Regions from separate parts of the Homo sapiens genome. Here region 1 is linked to region 2. The links are chromatin loops, found by intact Hi-C in ENCODE. Cell type or tissue: dorsolateral prefrontal cortex. All regions are shown on one strand. Region 1 overlaps DPP6 (dipeptidyl peptidase like 6). Region 2 overlaps DPP6 (dipeptidyl peptidase like 6).

Evidence for each region. A loop is a pair of places that touch in the nucleus more often than their neighbours do. Peaks named below come from ENCODE experiments on the same cell type or tissue, not always from the same donor. Only the 100,000 strongest peaks of a DNase experiment are listed, where the experiment ranks them.
Region 1: a loop joins it to region 2, with 4 times the contacts of the local background. A loop is called at or near these places in 4 of 110 quality-filtered maps.

Annotation. Positions count from the first base shown.
Region 1 is chr7:154,697,443-154,699,942 of GRCh38, reverse strand. The region is part of intron 7 of DPP6 (dipeptidyl peptidase like 6); the gene reads right to left. Among named protein-coding and RNA genes, the nearest start is that of PAXIP1-AS2, 230 kb to the left of the region's middle. In dorsolateral prefrontal cortex, a CTCF peak has its summit at 1,075 (motif pointing left); a DNase peak (open chromatin) is centred at 345.
Region 2 is chr7:154,788,583-154,791,082 of GRCh38, reverse strand. The region is part of intron 10 of DPP6 (dipeptidyl peptidase like 6); the gene reads right to left. Among named protein-coding and RNA genes, the nearest start is that of PAXIP1-AS2, 140 kb to the left of the region's middle. In dorsolateral prefrontal cortex, CTCF peaks have their summits at 1,266 and 1,468 (motif pointing right); a DNase peak (open chromatin) is centred at 1,462; H3K27ac peaks cover 2,266 bases.

The sequences.
Region 1 (2,500 bases), 91 kb after region 2:
AGCCAGGGTTTGGACCCAGGCTGTCCGACTCCAGAGCCCACACTCTGAAGACTCCCCTCGTCAGAACACCTAGGAAAGGAAGGTGCTGTTCTGACTTTATGGAACTGAGATGCAGGCTTGGAGAAGCCAGCCCTGACCCAAGGTCGCCCTGCCCATAAGGGGCAGAACTAGGCAGCCTGATGGCACAAGCAATCATGCCAGGGCTTCTCCAAGGCCACTCTGGGCCCAGCCACTCAGCAGCACCTGGGGATTCGTTAGAAATGCAGACTCTCAGGCCCCACCCCAGACATACTGAGTCACACACTCTGCACAGGGGCCCGGCTGTCTGGGGGCGGCAAGTTCCCCAGGTGACTCAGAGCCCCTGCACTGGGCTCAGCTGCTGCCTCTTGCAGCTGAAAGTAACAAGGCTGGGCCACGGGGCCTTTATAGGAGCAGGTCTGAACCAAAACACAAATATTGTGAACGTTTTCTCTCTGAAAGCTTTCAGAGGACTGACAAATTTATTGACTGGTAGAAAGCAGTGGGAGGCACTCTCTCACTCCACAAATCTTTTTATATTGCAGTTAGATCCGAGACTTGTCAGCTGCCAGAAGTCACCCTCTGACTGCAAAGAAGTGAATGAATTTTCAATATCTTTCTAAGGTGATGAAAAAATCTATTTTTTTCTTGTTAAGTTTCTGGGCCTTTTTGTATACAGTCCTAATACGAGTGGCCTCCGGCTTCTAGCAAGAGTAAAATGCTACCCATGAAACATCATTCAGATGTTCCTGGCTAAGTCTCCCGGATCATCCCAGGTATTTGGAGCAGATGAGATCAGTTTCAGGGTTCAGTGAAGTCATCAATCCCCTCCCTTCTCAGACAGTGTCTGCTTCCCTCCCAGGTTCCCTGGGTGGCTGATCTTGGAACCGTGCTCTTCTCCAGGGTGGTGTGACCAGCAGCCAACCTCTCTGCAGCCTACAGGGGCTCGTTATCCCGTCTGTAGGTTACTCAGATCTTCCAGGTTTTGGAGTCCTCTGGCTCTTCGTCTTCCTCAGCTCACTGCTGCTCATTAGTGCCTCCTAGAGGATGAGCAGGGGAATCACAGAACCCAGCTCAGAAGTCGCTGCCTCTGGCATGGGCATCAGGGGCTCCGCTACGCCTGAGACTAGCTCCTGGCTGGACCGTGAAGGACTCAGAGGTGATTTCCGATTTCCGCTGTCTTTCCCCTTCAGGGAGCTTTTTGGTTATTTACACACCAAGACATTAAAAGATAAATGGAGCAAGAATAAAATCACAAGAAAGATATCACTGGTATTACTTTACAGAAAATCAATTTACTATTAAATATATGTGAATTTAATTAACTATAGAATATAATTAAATATATGCTGATTTAAATAGCTATGCAATTAAATTATATTAGCAGAGATCTTTTTAAAAAATCATAGCCTTAGCAAGTTCTCTTTAAAACGAATTGCATATTCACCTGATGCTGGTGAGCATGGAATCAGGATGAATGATGAGGCATACGGACGACAATTCGCAAATATACATCAAAAGTGTATATAAAAAAGTGTTCCTAGTTTTTGACTCAGTAATTCCACTCAAGGAACATCTTAGACCCAAAGGTGCTTCACAGCATCAGTGATAACAGGGAATATTATACATGGTCCAGCTGGTCTAGCTGGAAAATGGTTAATTGCATTTTGGTAGATCGACTCAATGAAATACTATGTAACTATGAAAATTATGTTAACAATAAGTATTTAATTGTATACAATGCTAATTGTATCAAAAGGTTGGGATGTAAAACTAATAATTGTAACTAAAAAAATACATCTATTCTTGGAAATAGATTTAGAAAACATACTAAAATATTAATAGTAATTTTAGATACTGGGTCTATTGATGCTATTTTAAAAAGGCTTTTTTTCCTATTTTTTACTATATTCTGTATTATTTTTATAATGGGAAAATAAATAAATGATAAAGTTCAACCAAATGCCTAAAATGAACCTAGCACCTGTACTGGGAATTGGTGATAAAATAATAAATATGCCACCATCCTAAGCTGTGTGGGATATCACAAGTTACGGGAAAGACCTGTAGACAAATGTTTACTGTACACTGAGTGTACAGACAGAGCCGCGCACGCCATGGCTGAAGGTGGTGGGAATTCGAACCTGGGAGTTCAAGAAAACCTTGCAGAAGAAGTGGCATTTTTACGTCTAACACTGACCTCTTTCACCTTCTCACTTATTGTTTCTTCCCTTATTGCCTCTGTCTGAAAACCAGTCTTTATATCAACAGAGAAAACAATGGAAACCTTCAAGCCATGGGGTGCCAGAACACCACTCCTCTCCCATAACGTATCCATGTGACCTCTGCCAAACAGACCTCAGAATCCTTCCCATCCTTGGCTTCCTGGAGGATGTCTGTGGGATGGCAGGGCCACCTGGAATGCCAAGGGGCCCGATGAGAGGCCACAGCAGAGCCAAGGGGCTGTGCAGGATCCTGGGCT
Region 2 (2,500 bases):
ATGGGGTTTCACCATGTTGGCCAGGCTGGTCTCAAGTTCCTGACCTCAAGTAATCTGCCAGCCTCGGCCTCCCAAAGTGCTGGGACTACAGGCATGGACCACCGTGCCCAGCCTCAAGTATGTGTTTATTAGCAGTGTGAGAACTGACTAATACAGAGCCCCAAGTAAAATGACCAGTTACATAAAGTGAGTGCTAGATCATCTCTTTTTTCCCTCCCTCCCTCCCCTCCCCTCCCTCCCTCCTTCCTTTCCTCTCCCTCCCTCCCTCCCTCCTTTCCTCCCTTCTCTTAGTTTGTAATATGAGGCTGTTGCACTGAGGAAAAATATAATTGTACTAAAAATTAGGACAGTTAAATGTGGACCCACTCTGCCTCGTGGCTCATCCCTGGGTTGAGGGGCAGAATGTGGCTCACCTCAGAGGCCTGAGAAAGCCTTGGTTCTACAATTAATTCTATACGGTGCTTCAACCCTCAGTTTCTTCATTTGTGTAATATGAATTTTTAAAGCCTGGTGGCACCCTTAGAGATGTTATGGTGATGAAATACAGTGTGAAATATTTTTAAAAACCCAAAACAATAAACACTATTAATGGAATTTATAAAGATTATATAATAAGATTTCTTTTTACATACATGCATCCATAAGGGCTCCACCTCTATGTAAGGAAGCCGTGATTCTCACATTTTGGGCAGTTCTTTGCCTCTTCTAATCCTGTTGCCATTTATCATAAAGCTTTTGGGCCCCTTGTGCCGACTTGCCCTGAGAGCTTGATGTTGCCTCATGACCCGCATAGCAACATCTCATCTCTAGTCAACATTTCCTAAGTCCATGAGTTGCATCAGTGACTATACCTGGTGCCAAATACACTTGATTTTTTATGTTTTTTAGACGGAGTCTCGCTCTGTTGCCCAGGCTGGAGTGCAGTGGTGTGATCTCAGCTCACTGCAACCTCCGCCTCCTGGGTTCAAGTGATTCTCATGCCTCCGCCTACCAAATAGCTGGGATTACAGGTGCCTGCTACCATGCCCGGCTAATTTTTGTATTTTTAGTAGAGACGGGGTTTCACCATGTTACCCAGGCTGGTCTTGAACTCCTGGCCTCAAGTGATCCACCTGCCTTGGCCTCCCAAAGTGCTGGGATGACAAGCATGAACCACTGTGCCTGGCCCCAAATACATTTTAGTTATTTTCTAAAAATCAAGTCGGTGTACGAGGGTGAAGCATCACCACCAACAGGGCAATCTTGAAGGCGTTCTAGCAGCTTTCTGGGGACAAGGTAGGCACCTTGCGAGGCAGCGACGCTTTGGACAAAGGGACATTCTTTTGCTCTATAAGGTTTGTAGTCACACTTTTGCTGCTGGAAGGGAAAATAAAACATTTACTTGCTCACAAACAGCACACCATACACCACATCGAGTGTGGACTCTCCAGACAGAGGTCTCCAGCAAGCAGTGGTGCCTGGCCGGCAGAGGGAGACCTTTACTAACTTTGTGTTATCATGTCTAAAGAGACACACAGAAATGATGAAAAGTCACAATGCCATTAGAAATGAATGTTGAAAATCTCTAACTGCAACACAGATGGCACTGGTGAAACCAGACAAGGTCTTGCCCAGTTTCTTCCCTGTAGGGAACAGGGCAGCCCCAGCCATGAGAACGCAGAAGGAAAAGGTTTTTCTCTTCCCCACTGTACTATTCTTCCCTCAGAAATGCTGGGCTCACACCAGCCACAGATTTGGAAAGTCAAACCTTTGCTAAATGGGTGTTAAGGAAGATTGTAATTTTCCATGTGTACTAATTTACATAGAATGTCAAAGAAAAATTCTTAAGAAGGTAGAAAAAAAAATGTCAACTCAGCCCAGACGATCCATGCCAGATGCACATGGGTTAGACTGTCTTCCAGATTTACACCGGAGAAGAGCTCAGTAGCACCTAAAAAGTCAGAACACAGAGTCAAAGGTGACTCTCACCCTTTGTCTGTGGCCAGGTATCAGGTGTGGGAGGCATTCTCCTTCCTGAGGTGCGGAACTGTGAGGGTCAAATGGTGCAGAATAAAGGAAAGGGAAGTCACACTAAAAATAAAGAGAACAGAATTCTAAAAGTCCAAGATAAGATCAAAAAGGGAGATGAGGGGGCTGCAAGGAAACTAAAACTAAAATTAGAAAAATTTGGGTCAGGAAAATTGAGGAAAATGTGGGAGGTTCTCCCACAAGGCAGAGGAAGGTGACATGGAGGTGTAAAGAAGAAGATGAGCCTTCCTACCGGCTGGGAAGAGCAGTGCTTCTACAGAGAAACCAGAGTGGCTACAGACACGATAACCAAAGACAAAGAGGACGAAACTTCTGTGTAGGAAAAAAGACCCGAATGTGAAGACTAAAAGGGATTTCCCACATTCCAGGGAAAATAATGAAACATCTAAATATGTTGTGCTAGAACCTTTGAGTTATGGGAAAACCGAAATTCCACAATAATCTAGTAATAAGGAAATAAGTTTTGACAAAG